Regions from separate parts of the Homo sapiens genome. Here region 1 is linked to region 2. The links are chromatin loops, found by intact Hi-C in ENCODE. Cell type or tissue: OCI-LY7. All regions are shown on one strand. Links, peaks and the distances in the headings refer to the core of each region. The heading gives the core; the rest is flanking DNA.

Region 1 (15,432 bases), core at 4,702-12,701, 440 kb after region 2:
CCTTGTTGTAAAAAATTGCTGGAGCCTGAAGGAAACCACCTATGGGAAGGGTGTGAGTCAATGGTTCCCCACTTCTGCAGAGTTCCTTCTGAGCAGCTCAGAGCCCACCCCGTGTGGACACATCTCTTACCAAGATGACCTTCCCCTAGCGGGAAACGGAGGAATGAGCAGGCGGCACTCACAGTGCCAATTACAGCAAGGGGATTTGCATAGGAGACCTAACTGCCTGTTTCAATTAGGAGCAGCAACTCCCTCCTTCTTCCTTCCCAAGGAGCCAGGAACACCAGGCATGTGGGTTTGGATTTGTCTGGGAGGAGGCATGACTGTGCGCACCAGAGTGAAAGCCTCCCCACTCACACTGCTCACCTGGAGAGAGGCTCAGGGATCCTGGCAGGCGCAATGTTTGAGAAATGCCCAGGCGAAGAAGATGAATGCTTCCTTTCACCGGGCCCTCCCTGGCTTTAACTCTTCTTAGTCCTGTCTCTGGGAGACCCTGGCAGCCCCTCGCAGCTGTGACCTCTCTAAACTGTCAGCCTCAGATTAACTGATACTTCATCAATTTTGCCTGAACTGCATTTGCAACCCGGTCTCAAGAGGACAGCCAAGTGCATCAACGCTGGGCATTAACCCCCCAGAACCAGATTGCCTTCAAAACGAGGGGGACTTTTCCAATATTCTCACAGCGGCCCGGGCAACAAGCCTAGGGGGACTTTGGCCAGAGGGGAGAGAAGGGGCCTCTGATTATTCCTTGTAAATTTTTCATGAGGACATCTGCCCATACTCTGCGCCTCCTCCAGAGCTGCCCTCTCTCTCTCTCTCCCTTCCTCTGTCTCTGTGTTCAGGCCTCTGACAAGGCATGAAAAACGAGAATGATTGGGCCTCAGTCCCCATTAGCCAGGAAGTGACTGATGGGAGGATGGGCGTGTGTGGTGACTTCAGGCTTGGGAGGGGCCGGGGCTGCCGGGTTTTGAAACAAAAGACCAGTCAGGAATGGATGAGTCCTAGGTGGATCTGCAGATGGAGGCTGTGCTGTGAGTAGGTGGCTAAGGTGCACAGATGGTCATGGCTGATAGGCCAGCCTGGCCCGGGCTCCTGGTTCTGCAGACCCCAGCTCTGGGCTGGAAAATCGGTCCCCGCCTCCCCCATCTTCCCCAAGATTGTCCCCGTCCTTCCTCGGGCAGACCTTCACCGTGGAGCAGAAAGCTGCCTACAATATCGCCCAAATCAAAGCCAAGAAGAATTAGAGTGTAGGGACAGGGGAACAGGGAAGTGCTTTTTTAATTTAAATAATAAAAAATAAAAAATAGTCATTCTTTTGGAAATACTAGCAGCTTACAAGCTTTAAAATCCTCTTTCCCAACAGTTTAAATCAAAAGCCAGCAGCCCTTTCTCATGGATGCATCAAATCATGCAGATGTCCTTTTTGTGCCCCCTTTAAGGTGACATGTGCTTCAATTTATTTTTAATCTTCTAAGTGATGTCATCAGGACGCCGCCCGGGTGACACGGGAGGTGGCTGCTCCTGGGGCTGTGGGTCTGGGCAGTGCAAGCTCCACGCGCACTGACCCCATGGGCTCAACCCAGAGTCCACAGTCAGAAACCGGCCCCGGGCGGCAGGAGACGCTGCAGAGGGAGATTCCATAGAAGAGGTAAATTCATTAAGAAACTCATCACCGAGCACACCTTAGAAATCCCACCTTTTGTGCTCAACGTGGCCGGGTCCCCGGGGACGCCGTTGGCAGCTCTCCATGGAGCAACAGTGCCACCCAGTGGTCAGTCCTCGCGATGCCGCCGCCCGCTCCCCTGTGCGGTCCTCAGCGGCCTGGGAGAAGACAGAGAAAATGAGTTGGTACAAACGCTTGCCCCGAATATCACATCTTTAAATAGTTACCCACATGAAAGAAGGCCTGCAACTGATTCAAAACCACCTCGATGAAAAAAATCTGAGCACACCCATCAAAGGCACTGCGCACAGAACTCAGGAATGTTTTCTGCTGTTTGGAGTTTTCTTCTCCCCTCCTCCCTCCTCAATAACGATACTGGTGATTACATCTTCCAGGGGAAAATAAAATTAAATGCATCGACTTAATTGTTTAATTAGTGTGAGCATAGGTAGTACTATCCAATTCAAAGATCTAAGCAACTGAAATTCCATTTGGAGGGAGTTCCCCCACTACGGGAAAAGGAAGCAGGAGTGTCACAGGATTGGGGATCACACAGATGGAGGGAGAAATCTGGCCCTACATCTCCCGCGTGTGGCTGATGACGATGGGTGAATCCCCTGTGGGCATTCCTGCCTCCTCATCTGTGAAGCGGATCACCTGTGAAGTCAAATTTGCAGAGAAAGTGATTCTAATTGATGAACTCGAAAGAAATGGGAGTATTGTTACCACCCAGCTTCCTTTTGAACCCCTGCCTCTATTCCTAATGCCATTTCCACTGTACCTTTCCGCCTAAATGTCCCCTTTCTCTCTTTACAGACCTGTAAGCGCAACGCAGACCCCGCCCTCCTGCGCCAACAAGCCTCTTCTCCAAACGCTCCATGAAAGCTGATGATTCTCACTTCTAGGTTTTCTGATTGATCACGTTGTCAAGATGGATCTCTGTATTTTCCTGTATTCTTCTCCCCATAGCTCTTTCCTCATATTGTGGATGCTTTAGAAACCCTTATTAGTGAATTGGCTTGTTTTCAAATTAGAAAAACCTGAATGTTAAGGCAGAAAGGACCTGAATCTTAAGGCAAAATACTTGGATCCACGATCTGACTTCATCTCTCCGTATCTGGCCTTATCTCTCCAAATCAACAGGAGCAATCCCTTGATTTAGGTAGAGGGCTGTTATTTTGTTTTGTTTTCATCCATGAAATGAAAGTTTGGGCTGGGGAAAAGTTTGCAGTATTTTTGTTGTAGTTCCTGCAAGTTTTCAGCTAATTACTTAGTGATGCCTCTTAAAAATCTCACATAGTGTGTTATTTCAAAAAGTTATTCCGTGAGTCCTGTAAATTACTAGGTTAAATCGTGTAAAATTGCTGTTTTATTGGCCAAAAATTAACAACTATGAAAAAATGTCATAAGATATAACCTAAAATAGCTCTTCCAGAGAATTAAATCACTCAGTTATAGTCACTCATTGGTGCCCACAAACACTAATTGAGTGTCCGCTATACGTGGTGCATTTCAGCACCAGGGCAATTTGAGTGGAAAACATGGCCCCCAGCCTCCTGGATTATCAGAACTCTTAGGATGTACAAAGGACTGAAATCCGTGGTCTAACAGCAGAGTGGTGTTTTTATCATTGTACCACCTTGTTGTAAAAAAAAATGTGCTGGAGCCTAAAGGAAACCATGCATGGGAAGAGTGTGAGTCAATGATTGGCTATGAATCAATTATCCAGTAGGCTGCCTCTTATTGATCCCTTACCTGTTGCCAGGTACATGCTAAGCACGCATATGCGTTATCTCACTAGCTCCTCATATTATCTTGTAAAGTGGTATCTTTGGAACTTTCTTCCTCATTTAAGGATGAGAAACAATGAAACTTAAAGAGATTTCAGAAATTTTCCAAAAGCCATCTAGCTGTTAAGTGGCAGACCTGGGATTTGAACCCATTCTTCAGAGTTCTAGCACATGGCTTTAGCTGATTCATTCTGCTGTCATCTTTCATACACACACATCACCACCTATGTAATTGGCCCATGTGCAGTTCCAGCCGTTCACTCAAACACACGCATACATACACTAATGTCACCAGGAAGACAGTGTGCAATTGCACATGAGTGTCCTGGAAACACCAGGACAGGCCGACACACATGAACTGAGTCAGAGAATTATGCCATGATTAGGAGAGAACATTAAGACAGAGCACAGATAAGATAAAATGAGATAAGAGTGCCGACTGGTCATGGTGGCTCACGCCTGCAATCCCAGCACTTTGGGAGGCTGAGGCGGGTGGATCATGAGGTCAGGAGATCAAGACCATCCTGGCCAACATGGTGAAACCCCATCTCTACTAAAAATACAAAAATTAGCTGGTGTGGCGGTGCGTGCCTGTAATCCCAGCTGCTCGGGAGGCTGAGGCAGGAGACTTGCTTGAACCCAGGAGGCGGAGGTTGCAGTGAGCCAAGATCACACCACTGCACTCCAACCTGGTGACAGAGGGAGACTCCATCTCAAAAAAAAAGAGTGCCTACCCTCCCTCCTGGATTAAGCTTGGCACCCTCCCTCCTGGATTAAGCTTGGCTGGCACCACTCCCCTATGGGGCAGAACAAGGTTGGTAACTTGGTAACTCAGCTTCTCCAAGCCTCAACCTGACCTTCTGTACAGTGTGGACAATGATCACCGCCCTGCAGGATGAGCGCAGGCTCAATCAGTGCCAATGCAGAATGCCCCCCACACTCTGACAGGACACACTTCTTCACAGGAGACTAACAAACAGTGACCAACACAGCAGCGGTGGGCTCCGGGCAAACTTCCATTTGATGACCTCAGAAGGGAAGCATCTTAAAGGGGTAAAGGTGAGAGGATTATTAATGGTTTTAAAAATATATATCTCTGTGAATGAATGGTTCATCTTTAAATACAATGAAATCATTTCAATTTTAAAATGTATGGAGAATAAGAAGGCAAAAAATGTTAGCAAAGTCTTTACAGATGCTGGGGTTCAGAATCTGCGGTGGCGTCAATACTATTTTCTCCTCCAAATACACCCAGGAATGGTTTCTTGAAATCCTATCTGGCAGACTGCCAGCACACCACGATCATTTTACAAGTGTTTGTATATTTTTTAAAATAGGTTTATGGTGATGAGAACATCTGATGTCCTTAAGGGTTCTTCCGTTTTCACTTGCTTTTTGTCCTTACAATAGCTGTCTGATATGATCAGGTTGTGTTGCAATAGGTCTCATTTATTGTCTAAAACAGTGGTTTCCCTTGTTTTCTGATTATTTATTTAGTAGGACAATCTGAGAACATAAAGAATCTACTCCTATTATGTATTAATTAATTATGTATTAATAATTATGTAATTATATACACGTACTACTGAAAAAGATGAATACATTACAACATGGGTTCCCAACCTCTGACCTGTTAGAAACCAGGCCGCACGGCAGCAGGTGAGTGGCAGGCGAGTGAGTATTACTACCCGAGGTCTGCCTTCTGTCAGATCAGCAGCACCACTGGATCCTCATAGTAGCACAAACCCTATTGTGAACTGCATATGCAAGGGATCTAGGCTGCACACTCCTTATGAGAATCTAATGCCTGATGATCTGAGGAGGAACAGTTTCATCCCAAAACCACTACCACCCCAACCCTGTCCTTGGAAAAATTGTCTTCCACGAAACCAGTCCCTGGTGCCAAAAAGGATCACTGCTTTACAAAACAAAAGGGAAAAACAAACGAACAAAAACAAAAAAACAAAAAGAAAAAAACACCTTAAAGGATGAGTTAAGGGAAAATGAATAAGGTTTTAAATCAATTTTTAATTTTTGCTTATCACTAAAAATACAAACCTCTGTGCTTTAATGAAGAAATATTTTATCAATAATAATTTTAATGAGAAAATATGATTTTTTATGTTGCTTTGACACTTTGGGATATAATAAAGGTGAAGCTGTAAATTCAGTTCATTTTTTGTACTAAATCATAGTTGAAAAGTGCATATGACAAAAGTACATAAATCCAAACAGAAGGGCATTATCAACTGTGCCTTTTACATTTTGGTATCACATTTCAATTCCATTCAACAATTATACCTAGACCTGTTGCTGTTACTAAAATACACCTACTGAATTTTCTTTTTCATCAATGTAAGTGAGTTGTTCTTGCAAGTGAATTAAGAAATTAGTGCACTTTTTAAATTTTATCAAATGGATTCAAAACACTATAACTCATTTTAGAAAATTTAAAATAGGTTAAAGATGTTTTTGTACATTTTCACAATGTACAGATTTGAGAGTTTCGTTGTCATTGCTGAGATATGTTTTGATGATAAATTCACATTATCATAGAATCACTTCCAGACATCTAATTTCGAATTGCCCATTTACTCTCCACAGCGTACGTTTATCTCAAAAAAGCAGTCACTTTCTCATTTGTTGTTTATAAATCACCTATGAGTTGACGTTATATACTTTAGGTAATTATTTTTGTATGTGTGAATTTATTTATATTTAATTTAGTAATTTAAAAAATACCTGGTTGGTAGCATCTGCGGTTAACTAGCACTCAGCACCTGTGTCCCCCATGGATCACTTGCATTCAAATAATAATAATTTTCATAACTCTTTTCTAAATTTGACAGCTCTTCTGAGTACTTTGCCATGTGATCTGCAGCAAACGTATGTGTGCTATGAAATATTTTCATATGTATTTCCCTTGTCTTTAAAAGATATTGCAACATTTTAATTGACACTTTATCAGGAATAACCCTGTGAATGACTGATACCTGACCGGATCTTGTTGTATTATAACTGTTGTTGTTAATTGCACAAAGCATCACCGATTACCCTTCTATAATTTTTTCCATGCAATATTATTTCATTAAATGAATGCTTTGCTGTTCAGAATGGAGCTTGTTTCTGACAGGTCTTTCTTTTGTAGATCACAAAGAAGTTGTTCTTTGTGTATTTCATTATTGAAACTGAACTTTGCAAGTATCAGAATGTTGGGCATGTTAGAAACATCTGTACTTTAACTCAGCTGTGTAGAAAACCCCTCAAACTGAATAATTTATTCACACATTGGTGCCCTTCAATCTTCAGTAATATTTTTGTTCATCTTCCAAAAGTGTTTGAAGGCGAAGGGCACGATTTTGTACGTGCCACCTTGTTTTGTGAATTATTTCAGCAAAGTAGGAAGGAAAGGTGTTTTAAATTGATATTGCTCCTTGTTCTTTTCTATTAAGAAAGAAAACTCAAAGGGGGCATCTAGAGAATTCCCATTGAGTGAGCGGAATTTTGCAACGTATAGGACTGAATCATGTAAAAATTTTAGCATTTCCAAAAATATGATACATGTTTGTCTTCATATTCGGATACTGGGGTTTTAAAGGTCTTACTAATTGTGTTGGATTTGTACTTTCTTAGCTAATACCTCAAGGTCCTATGCACAAACAGAGTAAATTAATAATAGTGGATGAAAATATTGTTTCAAATAATTTCACATAATGTTAAACTTTGTTTGTGCTCTTGTCAAATCTTATGAGATGACTTTTGTTTTAACCCGGTTATAACTAGTTGATAACTTGCTTCAGAAGGAAAACGTACACCAGCTGTTTTATTTGTGTTCACTTATGTTTGCAATATTATTGTTTATTGTTATTATTATTAACCTCAATCCATTGCTTACTGCAAGGATACTTCTAAGGTATCTATCCATTTTGGAGGGCTGACAGAGTTAAAAATAAAGTAATGTATAAATGCACCTTGCCAGAGACAAGTAAACTGCAGTAGCTCATGACACTGAACACACAGAAGTGCATGGGCCACCACCATCAACCACCTGCCCCAGGGTCAGTTCTGTCTTCCCCGGGAAGATCATCTGCCCCAGTGGAGGGAGAGCACCAGGGCACACCGGTGCAGGTGGTTCTGCTCCAATGTTGATTTCACATTCACATTTGTTGCAACGAGGTTGATATTAGGGAACAATTTGACAATAAGGCAAATTTTGTGTTTGTGTATGTGTGATTTCATTTGCAAGAAATGCCAGGTGAACACAGAACTGCACGCAGCTGATCTGAGACTAGGAACGCACAAGTGCATGCACACACACCCCAGCATTTTCCAACCTCCAGTTCACCTCACGTGTTAGAAGCCTCACCACCCACCTCTGGGGCTACAACTTTCCCTCCCAATCCAGATCACCCACTGTTTAAATCCATTTAGGCTGTTGTAACAAAATATCTTAGACTGGGTAATTTATAAACAAGATTAATTTATTGCTCACAGTTCTGGAGACTGGGAAGTCCAAGATCAAAGCACCAGCAGATTTGATGTCTGGAAGGGTCTGTTCCTCATAGATGCCACCCTCCTATGTGACCTCACATAGGGGGAGGAGCAGACAAACTCCCTCAGGCCTCTTTTATAAATGCAACCATCCCATTCATGAGGGTGGCATCTTCATGAAATCTTCATGACCTAATCACCTCCCAAAGACCTCACCCCCTAATACCACGACATTGGGGGTTAGGGTTTTAATATATGAAGTTTGGAGGGACACACATTCAGATCATAGCCTCCTACTCCCCCCATTTCACCACAGTGCACAAGCTGCAACCCCAGTACCCACACTCTCAAGCAAGCTTCAGGCCTTTTTCAAGGTTAAGCACCATAGTTTCTGTAGTATTTATGCATATGTTAATCATTTAGCCTGTGTAAAACTATACTACTGTTTTTATTAGGTCACTATTCTTTATGTCATGGACAAAAATTTAGAATGATGTGTCGCTAGTCCCATTTATCCCCAACAACCCTGTGGTTTCTATTATCCAGTGTTGCATAGGATGGGGATTTTTAGACGCATTTGCATCCTGTTACAGTGGAACTGACTGTAAAATATAACTTTCTTCTTTCTCATCAATATAACTTTCTTCTTTCTCATCTCTTCCATCACTTGTAACCAAAAGCATTCCAAACTCTCCAGGAACCTAAATTAGACTTGGGAGCCAGGAAAAGTTTATTGGAGAAGGATGGGAAGGAAAACGACTTCTGGCCAAGAAGGCAGTAAATCTCTCAATGTTGCATCAGGTGCTTTGGATGCATTATTTCAAATACTCCTCACAACAATCCCATGAGCAAGGCATTAGGGCCTTTATTTTATACACATGAAATGGAGGTCTGGCGGCATCGAGGACTTCACTGAAGGTCAGGCAGCTTTTGCAGCCATTGAAACACCAACACTGAGAATCTTTCCACTCCATCATGTGTGGCTGGAAGGGCTCACTACCAGAGTGTCCTGGTCTGCACTCCACCAGAGGCCCTAATAAAAATCCAGGGTCCCACTCCTCAGAAAGACATACATTGAAAGACTAGTGAGCTCTTGCCTCCTCTAAGGAGAGAAACATCCACTAGCAAAGCCCAACAAGATGGTGGGATAGAGGCCTCTGAGCCATGGGTCTAAGCACTCCATCCCCTACCTTGAAGTGACACATGGTGGCTCTAAGGGGCACATTTTATCCAAAGTTCATGGAAGGGGCAGCTCCTGTGGAATCCACTCCTAAGTGGCGCTCACTCGGTGGTTCCACTGGCAGTGCTCCAAGTACCAGTTCCTCCTGCTGCATGCACCACGGGGCCATTGCCAAGGGTGGCTTCCATCAGAAGCAGCTGTGTGCATTGCTCCAAGGAAGGCAACAACGCCTGGAAACAGCTGCTTCCAGTACCTGGCTCTTACGGGGGCTCTCACGGCATCCCAGCATTTCCTGTCTATTAAAACAGATGTTCTCTCTCTGGCTGCCAGCCAGATTGGCATCATCTTTCCACATGGTAGCAGGCACCGGCTGTGTATATGTGAGGAAGTTACTTTGACTTTCTTAGTTTCAGTTTCCTCTTACATAAAATAGAATGAATGCCTCTCAACATTGTCATAGAGATTAATTGTGATAAAATATGTACAGAGTATGACTGTAAAAAGCAATCAATACATCCCCCATCCTGTGTGCGTGTGTGTGTGTGTTTCCTCTCTCCTTTGGACAACAGTTTCATGAGAAGGTTCCAGACGAGTTACTTTGCTATGACACAGCTCACTCAGTATTAGCCGCTTTTTAGAACGGAGAAACAAAGGCTGCTAAAGAAGGGATACTAGAAGAAAGAAAAAGAGTATGATGAAAAGAGTGTAAAATGTGAAATCTAAGTGACTGAGTGTGCATCCTCACTCCATCGTGCACTCGACTTATGATAGCAGGCATTGCCTCGGGAGCCGCAGGGTCCTCTCTAGCCCAGTGGGGAGAGCCCGGCCCTGTGGGCCCAGATTACTTAGCAGTGGCTGAGCAGGATGGGTGCATTGTCTGGAGGGCTGCCCTGAGCTCAGACCCCCATAGCAAGGGGAGAGGCGAGGGAGGAGCAGGTTCTGGAGCAGCCTGAACCCCTTTTCACCAAAGGTCGCCAGTTACAGAATACTCCAGCAAAGCTGGGCTCCCTACCCACAGACACCCTGGGTCAGACCCTTCCCTGTTAACTCCAAGCATCTCAGTCCTCCTTATACTTGCACCTGGGGATAGGGCAGTGGAGAGCGGCCCCTTCCTTGGCAAGCACACATGTGCACACCAACATATACACACAATACACACACACACTCTCTACACAACAATATACACACATACCCAATATACACACTATACACACATACACAATTTATACACTATATATATGCACATGCACACATATACACACATATATGTACATCCGTACACACACATATGCAATACATACACACCACACACATATGCACACATATACCACATATACGTACATACAACACATGCACACAATACACACACAAACACACAATACACACATACCACACACGCTGCACATGCCGTAGAGTCCGGGCCAGCATACTGCTGTAAGGTGGGAGCCCAGGGGGTGTCACACCCCCTCTTCTTGCTAACCCTTGGGTTACCCATTTCCCCAGTTAACACACGCCTGTCAAACACGTGCTGTATGGAAACTGATCTGAGTCCGGTTGACCAACAGCACAGCAGGGATAACAATTCTTAACTTGTGGGATTGGAGTTAGTGCTGAATAAATTACCACGTGTCAGTACCAAGCCCACAGTCGGCCCCTAGGAGACCCATATAAAGGACTGATTTTACTTCCCACAGCACTGAGACCGGGCGAGAACCCAGGCCTGGTAACCCCGTCCGTCCTTATTCCTTCCACTTACTTGTCTAGAATCAATGGAAATGTGGACCTCGGGAAATGTGGTCTTTCCCAGCTCCTCCCTGGGAGACAAGCATCAGCATCACATTTAGGACTGGGAAGCAGGGCTGTCTCCTGGAGATGCATCCAGTTCCCTGATAGGGTGGCTTTACGATTCATGTTTGCGGAGTATTTCAGGAGATTTTAGGGAAGAAAGAACAATTTTTTCTGGGACCTTTGTGCTTTTTCTGTTTTCTCAAAGTGGCACGTGAATAAATTCAGCTTCATCCAAAAAGAGGAACAGGTTGTCCTAAATTCTGTGCCCGCGAGTTACCATCAAATTTCACAACAACCACTTAGCAAAGTGGGTGCAGCAAAGGCCACTTTAGCCCTCCGGGCCGGATGCCCAGGTAAGCAGCCCGAGAATGCTGGCCAACCCCGTCCCTCGTGCTGTTGTACCAGGCTCTCACGCGGGCCTTGCTTCCTCCTCTCGGGGGCCAAGGTTGTTCTTTGGTTGTTAGTAGACCTGGCTTCTCTGACTGGATAGCGGGTATGTGCCAGCGTGCACCTGAGCACCTCCCCTCCTCCTTCCCATCAGGCTCCATCTGCACTCAGGCACTGCACCTCCTGCTCAGAAACCTCCGGAAATTAGCCTAGTTGGCCTATGACCCAGCCAGGAGCTCCAGTCACTCTCCAGGGAACTCTGGACAGAGAGAAATAGTAACCTTGCTGGTCTATTGCATTTTTTAGTCAAAATGTTCACTATAAATGCATTTTCCTGTGCACTTAGTTTGGCATACCTCTTAGAACATAATTAATGTCTTCCCATTTGAAAAAGAAAACAGAACAATTTATGGTACCTTCTCCTGCATACCAGAAGGAATCCCCATGGGGTTAAACATTTTACAAATATCATTCAGGAGGTGGCAGGTTTTTAGAATGAAAATCCCACTGTAAATCATTCCAATGAAAAGAGGATTCCTTGGGAGGCACACAGGCTTTTTATAGGGCACTTAGCTTCCCCTGGTTCCCTGACCAATGTGCTCTCTGACGCTAACTGAGATTCACTAAGCCTGTAGGAGATGAAAGAGCACCGCACCAAGAGTCAGAAGAGCCGACCTCACGTCCTGCGTGACCTTGAGGCATCCCTCATCTGGGCATCCACACTTGCAAAGGGAACGTCCTCACTCTGGCACTTCAGAAGGTGTTGCCAGGTACCGTAAGGAAGCAGATGCCAGGCACAGTGCAAACATAAACCCTCTGTTGAATGAAGAGTTCAATGAATAAGCAAAGAAATGAGTGCATTTGCAAATTATAAAATATTTAACAAATGTAATAAATCAGCATATCAATATAAGGAACTGGTATATCAGTGTAAGAACAGATTTTCTGGCTTTACACTTGAGTGAAATGGTAGATTAGTGCTTTATCATTATTCCTCAGCTATACAGAAACAAACTGATAAAAACCAGAGAGAAAAAGAGAGTGAGAAAGAGGAAGCATGAGGGCACACCAGTGAAGATGCAGGAGAAGGGAAGGGACCACGGTGTGCAGTGCTGGCTCAGTGTGTGTCAACCTGCGTGCATGGTTTCCATGTAGCCTCTCACTTGCTCTGCACTGCAATGCAAGGTGGTAAAATTGCTTTTGTTTTAATTTGACATACAAGGAAAGTGAAATTAAATCACCTATGTAAAGTCACACAGGAAAAAGCAGGGAAACAGATAAGCTTGGCCACGGATCTGTGGACCACCTTTTATACCTCCTTAAAATGTTGTGCTCCACTGCCTCATGCATCTTCCCAAGGGAAGATGTTAACACACTTGAAAAATTTAGAGTGCTATAGGAAGAAGAGGTGGTTTTCTCACAGGCTAAGTTACAAATATGACCCCAGGAGAGATAAAGAGAAGGGAGGAACCTCTCCTCCCTGTAAAAGCTCACAGTATAAACTCTAAAATGTCAAGAAGAGTTAGCTAAAATGGTGGCAAACAGCAGAAAAGGGACAATACAGCATTTGAGAAGAAAATTCAGGCAGTAAGGCTAAAACTTCCCGCCAAGGATTACCTCATTTACCAACAAAGATTATGAAATCATTGCTTGAGGCAATCTGGGCAAACATGATGAAGGCAATTAAGAGGACTTAATCCATACAGCTTGAACTTTGCATGTCAGTCAGGGTTCTCCAGAGAAACAGAAGCAATAAGAAAGATAGAGGATGATATGGTTTGGCTCTGTTTCCCCGCTCAAATCTCACCTTGAATTGTAATATTTCTCATGGGTTGTGGGAGAGACCCAGTGGAAGGTAACTGAATCATGGGGGTGGGTTTTTCCCAGGCTGTTCTCATGATAGTGAATAAGTCCCACGAGATCTGATGGTTTTATAAAAGGGAGCTCCCCTGCACATGCCCTCTTTCCTGCCACCACGTAAGATGAGATTTTTCTCCTCTTTGCCTTCCACCATGATTGTGAGACCTCCCCAGCTAATTAAAGTGTGAGTCAATTAAGCCTCTTTCCTTTATAAATTACCCAGTCTCAGGTATGTCTTTATAAGCAGCATGAGAACAGACTAATACAGATGATAGCTATATAGAGATAGATAGATAGATAGATAGATAGATAGATAGATAGATAGATAGATATAGATGGATGGATAGATAAATGTAGACAGACTGATTGATTATTAGAATGGACTCATGAGATCATGAGGTAATTCAGTCTGAGTTCAAAGGCCTGAGTACTGATAAATGGGTAGATGGTTGGGGGATGGGGCAATGGTGTAACTCTCAGTCGAGTCTGAAGGCCTGAGAATTGGGGGGACACTGGTGTAAGACTCTGAGTTCGAAGGCCCATGAACCAGGAGCTCCAATGCATAAGGACGACAGAGGATGGATGACTCAACTTAAGCAGAGAGAGGGAACTCACCCTACCTCTTCCTTTTTGCTCTAGCCAGGCCCTCAATGGATTGCCTGATGCCCATCCGCTTTGGTGAGGCTGGGTCTTCTTTACACAGTTCACCAATCTGAAGGTGAATCTCTTCTGGAAACACCCTCACAGACACACCCAGAAATACAGTTTTACCAGCTCTCTGGGCATCTCTTAGCCCCGTCAAGTTGATACACAAACTTAGCCATTATACTTGGCCAATACCCAGATAGACAGCATCTGTTCATGACTGTTCCTAGGGTTCTGTTTGGGATGAACATCTGCAGTGTATACGCAGCCCTGACGCATAGCCCTCCCCACAGTCCTGTGTGAAAGCACAGTGAGGAGGAAGCAGGGAGGCAGGATATGGGCCAAGTGGGAAGGGAAGGCCCAAGGAAAGGGCCAGGGACAGGGAGTTTGCATCTGCTGCAGCTGGCTCCACACAGGGGCCTTCTGAGCTCACATGGTGATATAGTTTGAATACATGTTCCCGCCAAATCTCATGTTGAATTTTAATCCCCAGTATTGGAGGTGGGGCCTGGTGGGAGGTGATTGGACCATGGAGATAGATTTATTGTAAATAGTTTAGCAGTATCCCCTTGGTCCTGTCCTCACAATAAGTCAGTGAGTTCTTGCGAGTGTGTGGCACCTCCCCCGTGCTCTCTTGCTCCTGCTATCGCCCTGTGATGCACCTGCTCCCCATTCAACTCCCTTCATGATTTTAAGCTTCTTGAGGCCTCCCCAGAAGCAATGCCAGTGCTATGTTTTCTATATACAGCCTATAGAATCATGAGCCAATTAAATCTCTTTTCTTTATAAATTACCCAGCCTCAGGTATTTCTATATAGCAGTGCAAAAGTGACCTAATACACACCGGCTGAGGACTAGACCTCCAAAGCCCATGTGTGAACATGACTGGTCCAGATGGCAGCAGCCCAGCCAGGGGAGGGCCAGCCCCTCCCTAGGAGCACAAGGCCACATGTTGAGGGGCCCTGACACCCTGACCATGCCAAGACTTATTTTTCGGAAAAATACGTACACAGCAGAAGCCCGGGAGCCTTGTCCCAGTGCCTCCTTCCATTGCAACTTGAACTTGGAATAAATTATCAAGTCCCATTGCTCTCTCAGTTTCCCATCACACATAAACACCCCTCACTCCCTTCATAATCTAAAGCCAAAGACCTAGGAGGATGGGTTATGTTTGCAGGAGATATGAAATCACGACACTGAGAGAGAAGCAAAGTAGAAAATAAGAAGGAAAAGAAAAGGTGCCTGCTCCCCTACTCTCTCCTCTCTCTTGCATCCCAAACCAGCACAGATGACTCCCACATCTTTGAAGGTCACTTTCACATCTCTGGGTTTTGCTAAAGGACCACCCTCAGCAAATCCCTGCAATCCCTGTCTCCTATTATCCCACTCCCTTTCTGCATCCCATATCTCCCCTTTTCCAAATCTGAAGGATCCTTCAAGGCCCTTTTCAAACACTGCCCCTACCCTGAAGTTGACTCAGCCTCTCTGATGAGAAACAGAAAGATGACATGGGCTTTGATTCCAACAGTTGCACTCATGGCTTGGAAACTCCTCAGACTGAAACTGCCTCTGCATAAGAAGATGATGACAGGACAGAGGTCTAGCATGGCTTACTCCCTCTCGCTTCT
Region 2 (15,432 bases), core at 3,322-11,321:
ATAAAAGTTAACAACTACTAAAAGTACATTTAAGCCTGTATGCTAACATTTAAGTATAGTGGTCTTTGAGAAAAAATATAGGTAGACATATGTATTACTCAGGGTTCTCTAGAGGGACAGAACTAATTATATATATAAAGGGGAGTTTATTAAGTATTGGATCACATGATCACAAGGTCCCACACTAGGCCATCTGCAAGCTGAGGAACAAGGAGAGCCAGTCTAAGTTCCAAAACTGAAGAACCTGGAGTCCAATGCTCGAGTGCAGGAGGCATCCAGCACGGGAGAAAGATGGAGACTGGGAGGTTGGCCAGTCTCATCTTTTCAAATTTTTCTGCCTTCTTTATATTCTAGCCATGCTGGCAGCTGATTAGATGGTGCCCACCCAGATTAAGGGTGGGTCTGCCTTTCTCAGCTCACTGACTCAAATGTGAATCTCCTTTGGCAACACCCTCACAGACATACTCAGGATCAATACTTTGCATCCTTCAATCCAATCAGTATTAACCATCACAACATATGACTGGCTAGAGGTTGTTGTTTTTTAAATACACATAAAATGTGTACACATCTATATAGAAAACACTAGGTAAATACTAGTAGAAAATAAATATACTCAAGTAGAAAATTAATAAAGAAGAAATACAAATAACCACTAAGCCTATGAAATATATAAAAATCCATAAACACAAAAATATATTGATTTTATTGCTCATTATATTGGCAAATGAATCGGAAATCATCTAAATGTCACAAAAGCAATAGTTAAATACTTTTTGATTCATAGATGAATGAAACAATATTTACCCATTAAAGTTAGGATTTTAAAGTTAAACTAATAACATGGAGAATCATTTACTATACAGTTTTAAATGAAGAAGCTGAAAAACGATATGGGTTCCGTATGATATGAAGCATCCTTTTTTTTTTTAAGAGACAGAGTTTCACTCTTGTTGCCCAGGCTTGAGTGCAGTGGCACGATCTCAGCTCACCACAACCTCTGCCTCCCGGGTTCAAGTGATTCTCCTGCCTCAGCCTGCCAAGTAGCTGGGATTACAGGCATGTGCCACCCCACCCAGCTAATTTTGTATTTTTAGTAGAGAGGGTGTTTCTCTATTTTGGTCAGGCTGGTCTGGAACTCCTGACCTCAGGTGATCTGCCCACCTAGGCCTCCCAGATATGAAGCACTTTTAAACATCATGGAATAAAAGACCTGAAGGAAAATGTTCCAAATATTTTAGGTCTCTTGATTGTGTTCTTTAAAGGAGTTTTTATTTACATTTGTCTGTACTTTCCTACATTGGCTATAATAATACATAATAAATTTGTAGCCAGAGAAACAATGTTTCAACTCACCGATACCTAGAAATTCAGAGCAAAGGGCATGTCACCCCGACACCTGGTATTTTCACAATGTCTCCCATATGCTTCTCTCAGACCTGTGGCTGCCTCTTCCAGAACTTCCACTCCCCTGATAATTGTACAGTATTTGACTTCCACTCCCCTGGAAAAGTATCTAATCCTCACACAGTCTGATCTGGCCATTTTCTCTTCAGTACCTAACTCATCTTCCCTCCTCCTCCACTGAGCAAAGCACTGAAAGGCTCAAGGTTGCCAGGAAGGAAGAGGATCCTGTTATGTATGGAAGGCACATGCTAATAGTGCCAGCAGTGTGGAGTGGGGACCAGTGGCCCTCAGCAAGCTGGCTGTAGCCAGTTCTCAAGGCAGTAAGTAAAGAAGCAGAATTGGCAGAATAATGTTCGGCTTCTTGAGTATAATGAGCATGATGATGACTACGTTGTTGATGATAATGATGGTGATGATGACAGAGCTTGTATTGTGTCAATGGTGTTCAAAATTTTAATTTGTTAATATTTTACTGGGATTGTATTTTACAAAAGCAACTTCCATACAGACTGGAAATAAAAATAATAATAAAAAAACCTAAAACATACAAACATCTGGTTCGTTACCACAGATAGTCTGAGAAGCACAGTGTGAGAGGCGTGTCCTTGTGGGCACAGAGGCAGTGAGTTCTTCTGATCAGATGCTCCCTGGCCCCAGGGTTGCTGCAAGGGGAATGCCAGCAAAGGACAGATGGAGAAACAAGCAGAAGGTGGCTTTCTCTCAGGTGATCCTGTGAGAAAGAGAAAAGGAATTCTGAATGGTGACTCCTGCGTGTTCAGAAAAATCCATCAGAATAAAAGCCCATCAGCGACCAAGGGGATCTTCTTTTTCCTGGCTTGTCCAATCATGTCTTTGTAAAATTGCTCTCTGCCCTTGCTGTGAAACAGTGAAGTGAAGACCCAGATGTGCCTGGAGATCGGGTTACTCTTCTCAGCATCCCCTCCCACCCGCTATACACATCTATCCTCCGAAAGAGTGATACCGGATGTCGTTTGGGGGAAAATGCATGAATGAGTTTACATTTGTGGCCTTAAGGCACTGGCAGAGTAGGTGTTCCCCAGGCGTTTGTTAAAGAGAATCTTGTGTTTTTGTAAAAACAAGAAAAACCACCACTCTCAATGTGCCCGCCTCAATTTCCTTGCACTGCATAAGGGTTCAGCTAAAATAGAAGCAGGATAATGTTTCCAAACTAAACTAAGGAAGCTGATAAATTTGATCTTGGTGAACAAGAGGGAAATCTTCAGTTCTTACAATAGAATCTTCCTCCGGGCCCTGAGATTGGAGTAATCTCCATGCTTTGTCACGGGATTAGATGTGAAATCACATTATTTTCTTCCTTCAAAGTTTCCAAGCATCTTAGTTCTCACTTTTATTACCTGCTCTTATCAATCAAGAAATATTACAGTGCTTTCCACGTTTTTCTTTCATGCTGTGACTTTATTTAAAACAGGGAACTTTTTATACACCTGGAAACTGTCTAGCAAAGGGTAGACACTTCAGAAGACACACACACACAATTTGGGTAGTAGCGGCTCTGATTTCTAGAAATACAAAGAAAACTGTAAGCACAAAGAGATCCTTATGGCTGGTTCCTTCCATTCATGAGAGGATAAAGTTAATGCGCCCAAGGTCAGGGGATCAATCACCATATGAACCACTTAAGTCTGGGCTGGGGCAGAACTCTGTCCCCCAGCAAAAAGCTGCACCCTGTCATCGCCATCTTGTAAATGTCAGGCGCCAGTCGCAAATGGAACTAGAACGGAAAATATAGACAGTGTCAAAGTTTCCAACCAACGACTGCAAAACAGCTAGAAAATCATAACCTTCATCATCATACTTCCTCGCAATTATAAGATGTTTTAGCATGTAAAATATGTTTGTACATATTTCTTTATTCTCTTTCAAATATTGTTGATCCCATCAGCCACCTAAGGAAGTAAGTGATGTGCTGTTTAATTTTAGAGATGAAGAAATTGAGACAAAAAAATGTTACTCAAGCAATGAGTGGCAGATCCAGGACTCCAGCCAGATGTTGACAAATACTGCCTGAAAACCCAAACTTAGCAACAAGGAAAAGGTGAAATTTTCTTTGTACATAAAAGATGAACGTTTTTCTTTTGTACAGTTATACCAAAAGGCAGGGGTATACCATTATCACAGAACTTAAGAGCAAAATAAAGTTGAAATAAGTCCTTCACACTACGTGAACATTGTGTCAGGCAGTGATTGACTGGGAGGGTTGTAGCTCTGGGCTTAGAAGGAATGTGAATTCTGCTTTTCCACAAGCAGATAAGAGCATCTGTGGCTGCTCTGCTTGGCATCACAGAACCTCAGGACCTGAAAGAGAAGGAGCTGGAGAACTTGTCCTTCTTAGCTGCTTCTCCCTGTAGAAGAAATGAGAGTTCTATTTCTAATATCCCCGTTCTCTAGAAGACAACTTTGAGTCAGGGTTTGGCATAAAGATATTTATTAGGGATCAACACCTGTGGGAAAAAGCAGGAAGGAATAGAACTGGGCCGGGGGAAAAAGGCAACTCCATTGTGCAGGCCAAAAGGAGCCATGGCTAGTCCCACAGGAGCTCCAGAAAGGAGTATTGCCCCTGGCCAAGGTCCCCATTGTTCAGAATGCCTGGGCCTTTACCCCGACCTTGTTCTCCTGGCCTCGGGTTGCCCTGGGAAAGTTGTAACCCCAGACCAGGTGGCTCTCCTCAGCTGAGGGCAGACCTTACGGGAGCAGAGAGCTGGGGTCCTTGGGCTGACCCCCCTTACTGGGTGTGGTAGCAAGCCCTCCCTGGGGGTGGGATCTAGACAGTGTATCTATAGGTCTAATTGGATCCGCCCCATTGGTGAGGGACAACAGAGGTATACAGCAAGGAAATATCCAAATTCATCTAGGAATGGCCCATAAATAACCAAACTAAGTTAATTCACAGAAAGATAAAATCTAGATGTGGAAACCCAGAGAAACAAACAAGAATAGTCACAAAGATTTAGTAGCCTCAGATGAAAGGCCAGGAAATTAGAGCTGTAGCCAAGCCTTCTTGACCATGGTAGCCAGAAAGAGGTGCCACATAGACACTCCCAGCTTATTCTCAGTACAAAGATAGAAACATATTTGTGAAAATAAGCCTAATTTCTAATCCCAGCTTTCACTGGGGCTAAAACTGTCAATATGCTTCCTGCTGTAATTGGGACTATCTAGGACCACAGGGGCTAAACCTCATAAAGGAAGGCCTAGATCAAACTTGTCCAACCTGTAGCCCAGAATGACTTGGAATGTGGCCTAACACCAATTTGTAAACTTTCTTAAAACATTATGAGATACTTTTTTTTTTCTTTTTTTAGAAGGAGTCTTGCCCTGTTGCCAGGCTGGAGTGCAGTGGTGCCATCACAGCTCACTGTAACCTCCGTCTCCCGGGTTTAAGCAATTGCCCCGCCTCAGCCTCCCAAGTAGCTGGGATTACAGGCATGCGCCACCACACCTGGCTAATGTTTTGTATTTTAGTAGAGATGAGGTTTCACCATATTGGTCAAGATGGTCTCGATGTCCTGACCTCATGATCCACCCACCTCGGCCTCCCAAAGTGCTGGGATTACAGGCATGAGCCACCAAGCCCAGCCACATTATGAGATTCTTTTGCAGTTTTTTTTTTTTTTAGCTTATGAGCTATTGTTAGTGGTGGTGTATTTTATGGGTAGCCCAAGGCAATTCTTCTTCCAGCGTGGCCCAGGGAAGCCAAAAGATTGGACACCCCTGGCCTACATGATAGGACCTGGAGAACACCAAGCTAAAGTGGAACCTGATGTTTTCTCTAAACCAGTAGAGAAGACCACTATCACACTCTCCTGCTGCGTCTAAAGCCTCCTGACTTCACCATACACATTCATGGTATGTTCTATCTTTCAATGAAATAACAAATTATGTTTTTCCTACTGTACAAAAGAGAATCACATCAGGTTCTAGATGTGTATTTATTACAAGGTTTTTTTCACAGATTGCAACAAGTAGAATGTGCAATGCTTGGTAAGTTTCTGTGAGAGACCTCTGCCCATTGTGACATCAGCTTGCTATTTAATGACATTTATAAAGAAAAAGTAGAATCCACCCACTGAACACACACAAAATAAGGTCACCATATTGAGCTTCACTACAGTCTAATTTGTCCTTATTATGGTCTCTATCATTTCTGTCCTCAGAGAAATTGCAAATGAGTTCAAAATTTCCTCCATCCCCTTCACGAAAACCACGCCATGCTGGGGAAAATCCCAGGCCCACTATTCTACCCACTGATTAAGGAAGCAGAGAATCTAGAATATTTAGGTTTTGTGAGAATTCACTTCACTAGCTCAAAGAAGACTGGAAACACACAAATGTGAAAGCTGACATGGAGGTGAGAAAAGGTCAATGCACCTCTACATTGTTTCAAGCAAAAGATAAACGGTCAAAGAAATAACCCCTTTAACAGGTCTCTTGGTTTCTTTGGATCCTGAAATTTCAACACTTCGCTAATTTGAAAAAATAAATACATAAATTTATGCCTACTTTGTACTAATGGGTCACTCTGGGTTTTGTAATCATATATGAATCCATACAGCACAGGCAAACAGAAAATGTGCTGCCATGGCATGGCCACTCATCAGATGCCCTTCAAAATGCATCAGTTCACTTGGTAGGTGTCCTTGAAAAAGGGTTTCATTTTAGTTGTTCCAATTGTCTATTAATCAAACTTTCGATTCTTGCTTACTTTTTAAGTAAAATTTTTCTACAGAAAATCCATATGCCAACAGCCTTATACACACATACTGTTCATCCAGGTTATTTATATTCAGCTAACAGATAGAGAGTACCTTCTATGAACTAAGTACCGTGACAAGTGCTTTATAGGCATCAGTATGAGGACTCACCAATGAGACCTCATTTTGCAACAAATAAAAAAAAATGAAGATGAACGTGCCTCACGAAATCTTAGTTCATTGTGATACCCCCTTATTCATACACATGAGGCTTAGATCATAACAATACATGTTGGTCTGTGTTTTTACTAGTCTCAGAAATACCTTCTTCCATTGCAGAATCCTACAGTTCTCTTCTATTTGCAGTCCTCTCCCTTTGCCATAACAACTGCCAGCACATGTGGTTGCCATGGCAAGCAGAGGAGGCATTATTAAGAAAGATAAGAGCTAAGACCTTACCTTATAATTCAACCTTGGTAGTTTATTTTTTCTCTTGAGTTCTTCATATTTTATGACCTACTTCATTTGCCCGTGAATTCCAAATGGTTTCCAGATGCATCTGGACTTTATCAGATATCTGGGCAACAAAGGTACTCTTTGGCTCTTTCCTGGTATTCAGCAGCAATAGAGAAAACAAGCACCAATACTACAGAATCTCTAGGCCAATTAAGAAAATGGGATGTAAAATTATTCTAAGACAAAAGAGCTAGACTGGCTCTCTAAAAGGTTAGAAAAGAGTTTAATAATATAAAAACAAATAAGAAAACTACATGTATTAATAAAGATTTAACTCCAGATTCAAATAAGGAATTCCAAATTGCTCCCCAAATTCCAATGAAAAGCACTCTGACCATTTGAATATGTCAGTTGTCAGCTCTCTTAATGAAATAAAATAGCAACCATACAACAAGGCTGGTACTGTAGCATCCGCCTTACTGGTAAGAAAACTCCAGTTCAGAATAATCAAATTCCTTGCCCAAGATTGTCCCAGGTAACAAACAACAGACACAGCTCTTTTGACCTTGAGTCTGGCACACTTTACAGCATTTTATGCTGCCTCAGCAGTATTTTTCTTCATAGATTAATTATTTCCATTTGGTACAAGGTGGTCTTTTCCCAGTTTGAGTGGCATGAACAATATTTTCTGTTGCAAAACCATCCCTGGGGATGCTTCCTCAATGTGGAGCTGTGATATTGCACTCCCCATCCAAGCCCCTCTGAGTGCAGCCAGAAGGCACCCTTAGCCTTGCACACTTCGCTGAAAGTGAGAAGTTGTTCTTAGGCTTGCTGCACATCATAAACACCTGTGAAGGTCTAAAAATGGCAACTTCTTAGCCCTAACCGCTGAGATTAAAATTTAATTGGTCCAGAGTGTAACTTGGGCCTCAGGCGCCCTAAAAGCTCCCCAGGTAATTTTATTATGAGGCAAAGTTATAGAACCACAGATCTAAAACTTTAAAGGCACCTTAGGTTCTGTAATAGGTACCTTTATACTGAGCAATGCATTAGAATCACTTGGACAGACAGTAAAATACGTATTTCCAGGTCCCATCCTGGAAATACAGGGGTAGGAATCATGGGTAGAAATCCCATGATTCTGACGTAGTCAACAGTTGGCATTTTGCAAACTGCTGATTTTGGACGCCTAAAACATGGACAGATTAGAGAAATGGACTATTGCAAACTTTGGGAATCACCGGAATCCTCTTTTAACTACCAGAGCCTCTAAGGAGGCTTATTTCTGAAACTTAGTACCAATTATACATCCTTCAGTCATCACGATTTAGCAACTCTTACAGAAAGAGAACAGAAAAGAAGAAGATGAGTCCAGGCTCAGACAGGTGCACAGAGTCGGTGCTGGGGAGGTGAGGGGGCACCTGATGGCTTTTGTTTTTCTAACGAAATGAGAGGCAATGCCATCTGTGGGCAGCATGTGAGGGGAGTGGTGCAGAGGGGAATTATGGGTGATGAGCTTGAATAGAAAAACAAAGGTCTAAAATAGTTAGTGCAGAGAGTGGGATAATGAGCTTAGTAGAGGAAAACCGGTAGGATTTCTTAGAATTTTTGAGTGAGAATTGAAATTCTTAATTATGAATGTATGAAGATGATATTATACTCTTTTGTCTTTTTCTAAACATTCTATACTGGTGTTCACCTTCACAGATAAAGGCATGAAGACTATATGTGAATCTAACCAAGATTAGTGTTTTGAAAAACAAATGGAAGGAAACAGCAAGCATGCAAGAGAAATGACGGTCTTTCTAAAGGGAAAGTTATTTTCAAAAGATGTAGTAGATTGAACTATTGCTTCTTCATATTCACTCTGCTTTCTTGTAAAAGAATTATATACAGTTGCACCATGCACGGGATTTGTAGTGTCTCCCATTGGAGAAGTATGTATCCTCACCCAGATGACATCAAGCTTGTTTGTGTGACTTGCTTTGGCCAATGGCATGTAAATGAATGTGGCATGTATCACATCTAAGCCAAAGCATTGAGAGTCGTGTTTTGCCAGCCATATCATTTGCTTTTCCACCCTTTGGGAAACGGTTGAGTTTCTACTCACACTGCCTCTGATCCTTTAAGCCAGAAGATCAAAGCTATCTTCATCCAACGTGGAGTAGCTGATAAGGCAAGCTACAGTTGGCCCAGCACTGTTTGGGGTAATAAACGTGAACCTTCTGATTTGCTTTGGGGCTATTGTTATTTCAACTTTGTTTCCACTTACCCAAAACTTCTTATTCCATTAGCCCATCCTAACTCAGTCTTTTACCCTTTGGACTTGATGTTAGTATTTTGTACCTTGCTGCTTGAGCTTGACTCTCGGCTCCAATGAATGCCTCAGGGACTTTTCTGGAAATTTTCCTGGCCTTCTCTTCTTCCAACCTGTCCAGCTATTCCTGCACTGTCTGGACCCACAAGCTCAGAGAAAGGGCAGATTTGAACAGTTCCTGTTCTGAGGAATGCTCAAGGGGGACTGATTGTTCCTGATTGCAAAGGCTACGTAGTAGGTTGTGCCTCCTCCTCAATTTAACTAGACACAGAAGATGATACTCAGGGCCCTTAAGGAGGTCATTCCAATCTGGAGAAGCTGGTTCTAATGAGATCCAGTAGCCAAGAAAGAAACTTGTATCAGCCAATTCAAGTGGCTTCTGCCACAAACGTAGCATAGATTTTCCTTGAAAATCTAGGTGCATTGTTTTCTAAAGGTCTTCTTTTGAGCTCAAGACATTCAGGCTGTACTATTATGCATATAGCTTAGAAATATGATTTTAAAATAAATTAAAGCCTAAATATTGTTGGAGATATGAGAAGTGTTGCAGACTGAGTTGTTATAAAAGATGTTGCAAACAAATTGTATCCTTTGAAGTCCTAACCCCTGATGCGACAGTGTTTGCAGATGGGACCTTGGGGAAATAAGTAGGTTTAGATGAGGTCCTGGGCTCTGGTCCAATGGAAGAAACACCTGAACATTTTCTCTGTGTGTGTGTGTGTGTGTGTGTGTGTGCCTGCATGCACCAAGGATGTCACAAAAAGGTGCCCATCTACAAAACAAGAAGGAGGCCCTGACAGAGAACAAATTGGCTAGCAACTCGATCTTGAATTTCCCAGCCTCTGGAAGTGTGAGAAATAAATTTCTGTTGTTTAAGCCACCCATTGTATAGTATTTTGGTATGGTGACCCAAGCCGACTAACACAAAAGGTAAAAAGAAAAAAATATGTTTTCTATGACAAATCTGACTCAATTTTCAATATTCCCACTTACTAGAATTTTGTGAAAATCTTTTGGTTTACAATATTTCCTATTTAGGAAACAGTATACCTAAGCTCAGTCATATTTTACTGCCTTCATTCATCACCTGTTCTTAATGAAAAAGAAATTTAAGTAAGTGAATGATGAGATGGATCAAATTATTCTCTAGAGCTCTAGAGGGTGTTTCATGCTCCCTAGATGGTTTATAAATTCTTGAACATTTGTATACAAATTGATCAAACATGCAAATCAGTAATCTGGGACTGAAAAGACAGAAATGATCTTGGAAATTGCATTTAGGAAAAAAAATTACAGTATCGTGTTGGTAGACACAAAAGAACTTTGATGAAAGCAGCTGTTAAATTGTTAATTTAACAAAAAGATGGAGCTGATGATTCAAAAATGATCAACTAGGTTGCAGATATTCTGCACTCTGAATAGCATAGGCTGCACAGCATTCAACCCTCTCCTCTGCTGTAATTTGAGGCTGCATTCTATCTGCATTAGCAGAACTGTTAATAAATCACATGAGCAAGAAATGAGGAACTGAAAATCTGCAGGTGTTTGATAATGCCTCAAATATCTTCACCACATGTTTCAGAGGAGTCATGTGAGTTCAGAAACATGACTTGGTGATTACTCACTGTATTGCTCTGGCTGCAGTCTAGCTAACTTCTACGGGATACATTTAAATACAGGTTAGGGTCACTATGATGTTTTCTCCCGTCTAGCCCTCAGGACTGGCTTCGATCCTTTGTGTACAGTAGATATCGGTACCCATTGGTCAACTCATGGTTCCTTTGCCATGGAACATTTTTTTCCTTGACAAATCCAGATTTGTTCTCATTCTGTCCCTCTCTCTCTATCCCACCTCTCTCTCTCTCTCTCTCTCACACACACACACACACACACAAAGATATTTTAACTGTGAATAGAACAGTAAAAGAGAAAAGTTGTGCTTACGTAGTCTCTAGGTTTGATATAAGCGTTATTATCCAAAGGACGATTCTTAGTGTTATAATTGAGAAAGTATGAGCTGAAGTCTGTAACTAAAACATGAACTCAAGGTTTGGCATCTACTAGTAACTGATTGGACACCAAAAATTAAAGGACTTACCAGAACCAGTCTTATAAGGCAGGTATTGTTCTCTATAAGAAATCTGCAGGACAGGGGATGTGACAGCCTTTGAGATGTAAGTCTCAAATTCTGGGAGCCTTTGACATGGCGTCTGATGCATCTTGATATCCTAGAAACAAAGCCTTTAAAAGGGCAGAGGTGAGCTGATCATCAAGCACATGTGATCTGACGTTCAGGACAATATTCTTTATTCTAATTCAAATCAACTCCTTGATTTTATTTTTCTTTCCTTCTTAAATGCTTTTCTTTCTCAAATCAATTTTTAAATAGAGAAAATTCAACCTTGTTCTATAAGTATGTTTCCCAGGTGTGTTTTATTTAATTCTGTGCAAAAGATCAAGGGAAGAAAGAACCCTTGATACTCTCCTGAAAATATAAATATACACTCATTAGCACTTTTGACAAGATGGTTCATACAGTGCTTTCAGCCCAATAAGGAGACATCATTGTAACAGTAGCACAGGGCTCTCCCTGCATTTGTGTAGAAAGGACAATAGCCAAGTAATTAGTTTTAAGAGAAGACTCAAGATTCCACTTGTCCACAGATATTCCCACCAAAAAGTAGGACTTGGCCCAAAACTTTACTCTTAGAAAAAAAAAATATTCTGAGTTACAATAGATTCAGTTAGGAAAAAGTTATTGGCAGAGAACCCTCTGAATTACCTGGAGGTGGAAGGAGGAACCCCCATTCTTACCCCACTAGTCCAGTTTTTCCAACAGAACACATGTATAGACCTCTGCAAGTATTCTCAAGTATATCTGATTCAACTAGCCATTTTCCTGGTGGCATGACATTTATGAAACAGCAGGTGAAAGGCAAACATACACAACTCCAAGAATACCTCATCAGGCAGAGTGATGACTGTGAAGAAGTGAGTAGAGGCCCAGGATTCAGGGGAAATTTTCTTAAGAACAAAATCCAGGCCCTATCACCTACTCTTGTACACTTATCTTCCTAAGCCTCAATTTCGTCATTTGTGTAATGAGAATAAGAATCGCCTTTACCTTACAAAGTGGTTGTGAGAATTAGATCACACATGTCAAGTGCGTATTGCAAAATAAATATCCATCCAAATATTCTCTATGTCTGTCTGTCTGTCTGTCTATCACTATCTATCTGTCTATCTATCTATCTGTCTATCTATCTATCTATCTGTCTATCTATCTATCTATCTATCTATCTATCTATCTATCTATCTATCTATAGTATTTAGGTCTCCCGTAAACAAATGCAAGAATAAGATAGTGACAATCTAGCCTTAAAAAGCAAGGGTTTTATTGAAATCAAAATCATTTTGATTTAACTGAATTATATGACTTTAAAAGTAGCCATATATACATTGGTAGTATTACTAGCATCACTAGAAGAATTACATAAAAATGATAGCAATGATAGTTCCATTTATTTTAGCTACACATATTGCCTCAGATTATTAGATCCAATTTTGAATTCTGTTTACTAAGATATATTTAACAGGTATCTTCATATCTTCATATCTATCTATCTATTACCTGTCTATCTATTTATCTATCTATCTACACACACACATATAGTTATAGATGAATGCTCAGAGAAGAGCAATCTGGATAATTACATTTAAAAGCTAAAAATGAAGAAACTTGCATTAAGGAGAATGGTATAGAAAAAAAATACTCAGAAGCACAATATAATTATCTTCAAATATTTGTTAGACTGACACGAGAAAATGCTTAGGAAAACTGTGAAGGGCTTTATGGAGTAAACAATCTGTTAGAAGCTGAGGAAAGCAGAAATAATCACAAAATTTGAGAACATTTCTAATATTTGGAAATATTCAAGATAATACAAGATGTCTTGCAAAATATGAAACCTGTTTATTCAATAAAAACTTACTAGTTGCATAGTCTACTCAAGGCACCAGTTTAGATATTATAAGGATTCAATAGATCTATACAATATTGTTTCTGTCCTTAATAAGCTAATAATCTTGAAGCCAAAATGGTTACTGGGTAATCATGTGATATAGCAAAGTAGAAAGAATGTGCTACAAGAGTGGAAAGGAAAATGTTGCTGCTCTCCTCATTAAGATGGTGTATTTCTTTCCCTATTCCCAAAAAGAAAAGTCTCTGAAGTTTAGATCAGAATGAAACATTTTAGTTTGGATAGAAAGAGATAAAAGATGAAGTCAGATTTAAGAATAAGACTCAACAATTAACAGGAATAGAAGAAAGATAAGTATTTTCTATCCTACATTGTTCAGTCTGCATTTTCAAAGAATGCCGTTAAAAGGATGTAATTAGGGGTAATGAGGTGCAAAATTTCATGTATAAAAAATGATCTTGTTAAGGGCAGTTTAGGCAGATAGTGCAGCTAAAAAATGAATTTTAACTCTCTACTAACTCTATGCCAATATTATATATCCCTGACTTTTCTCTATATCAAATTCCAGTAGAATTTTTTTAAGTCAGAAATTTAAATGAATCTGGTATACAAATCTCCTTTTGATTAAAATTATTTGAGTTTTTTTTTTCATTTAAAAGTGGGAAAATCTTATCACAGTCTTGAATAATAAAATGCCTTTTGTTCAGCTCTCATTGATTAGTCATCTTCTTACCCACATTGATCAAATTCAGGAGTCTGGACAAAGTGTCTATTACAGAGATGCTTTCCTTCCTAACAGAGGTTAGGAAGGTAGTTGGTCTGAGTACATCTCTGCAGTTGAGTCCCTCTGTTCAGCCTCACCCTCCTTAGCAAAGAGCAGAATATTCAGATGAGGTGGCTGATTCCCAGGCTTTGATAATCCTAGGACCCTTTTTTAAAAATGTATTTCTTAACTCTAATCTCATACATTTGGTCAATGAAAAACTGAATGTTTCAGCACTTAAGGTCAAAATATGTAGTATACGTATCATTTTAGATGTTATAGGAAAGCAAGCAATAGTATAAGCCTGGGTAAGTGGCAAAGGTTTCCAAAATATCTTTAAAAAAATTCTCCTATTAAGTTTGGTATCTATTGTGACAAATCCAATAAAACCCAAGATGATCCTTAGTTTGACATTCATTTGAATACACATTTAATTGAACATTTTCAAGGTGACAAGATTGACCGTGCACTAGAAAAACTCACAGATACTTTCAGACTGTGGGAGAAACTGATGAAGAAGCTCATGGTTCCTCTGCAGTGTGGTGAGTTCTCTCGCAGGTACCATAGAGTGATGTGTCAGAACCCTGATGAGCTTCTCAATCCTGCGGAATGTACAAGGCAAAGCTTTCTGATAGAGATTACTAACTTGAACTAAAAAAGAGTTAGTACAATTTTAACAGTTTTGAAAAAGCCAGAAGGGCAACTCTAGCAACTCCATGATTCCATCATAGGCTGTCACAATTGCTATTTCAGAGTGTGTGTTTGCAAGTCATTGTTTATTCAGATCCGTGTCAACACAAGTGTGTGTTCTTTTCTGCCTTGAAATTTCTTCTTGTTCCAAGTTTCACATTTTTATGGGAATATATAGGTACTTATTGCATTTTAATTTTTGTTAACAATGGAACAACAGAAGGGTAAAAAATGTGGTTCTCTCTGTTCAACTCATCTCTAAGTGTAATGCTGGAGGAGAGAGGATTATGTCATGTGGAAACTAAGGTAGAACAAAAGGTTTCAACAGCAACGTTTCAACCCCGGGAGGGTCTCAGTCTATACTTTTCTCCACCAGGTCCTCCTCTGGTGCAGCATGAGAATGGGAGGAGGAGACATCGTCAGTGTTTCCTCCTGAGTTCGCTTGCCAGGGGCGCCAGCTTTTCACGAATTCAAACAACAATGACATGGACAGGTTTACAGTAAAATATGTCTATCCTGAAAAAGAAAGGAATTGACAGCCAACCCACTGGCTGTGCTCATCGCTTGCTGAGCCGCACCAAGCAAGGCCATCTTCTGAGGATCTACAAATGTGTGGCATGGTAATGATCTCACCTTCCAAGGAGCTATGACGTATTTAATGAGGTGTGGATCCAGGGAAACAAAAGTCACGCACGCAGTATGGAGGGGATTGGAACCCATCAATATCTGAGACAAACAGTAACATAGCACGGGGACTTTTGTTACAAATGTCCTGCTCTCTTCCTCTTCCACCTTCAATCTTAGCATAGAGCATGCAGTGTGAACATCAGTGAAACCGATCTGGTTTCAAATAAAAGATTTGTTGCATTTTGACTATGAGGCATTTTGCAAGTTGCTTAACCTCTCTGAGGCGCAATCCCTTGATTTGTGAGGCAGAGATAACACCTTTTTCAAAAGGTTGATTTAAGACCATAATAAAATCATGAGCATGAGAAACTTAGCATAGAGTCTGGAACATTTCAGCTGTTCAATAAATTTTGGTTTCTGTCCATTTTCTCTACCTTTTTCCTCTCCCACTAGAACACG

The links. A loop is a pair of places that touch in the nucleus more often than their neighbours do. Peaks named below come from ENCODE experiments on the same cell type or tissue, not always from the same donor. Only the 100,000 strongest peaks of a DNase experiment are listed, where the experiment ranks them.
Region 1: a loop joins it to region 2, with 6 times the contacts of the local background. A loop is called at or near these places in 64 of 110 quality-filtered maps.

Annotation. Positions count from the first base shown.
Region 1 is chr2:6,771,563-6,786,994 of GRCh38, forward strand. It overlaps LOC105373404 (a long non-coding RNA gene), which reads right to left. Exons shown (of 4, transcript XR_922745.3): 4 at 1,261-1,821. Among named protein-coding and RNA genes, the nearest start is that of LINC00487, 9.0 kb to the left of the region's middle. RefSeq lists an enhancer at 1,605-2,804. In OCI-LY7, for the core only: no CTCF peak of the experiment used is centred there; DNase peaks (open chromatin) are centred at 6,269 and 9,459; H3K4me3 peaks cover 2,056 bases; H3K27ac peaks cover 2,610 bases.
Region 2 is chr2:6,335,268-6,350,699 of GRCh38, forward strand. No RefSeq gene overlaps it. Among named protein-coding and RNA genes, the nearest start is that of LINC01247, 32 kb to the right of the region's middle. RefSeq lists enhancers at 10,403-10,452, 10,933-10,982. In OCI-LY7, for the core only: a CTCF peak has its summit at 10,200; DNase peaks (open chromatin) are centred at 7,454, 8,024, 9,624, 10,454 and 6 weaker places; H3K4me3 peaks cover 7,521 bases; H3K27ac peaks cover 8,000 bases.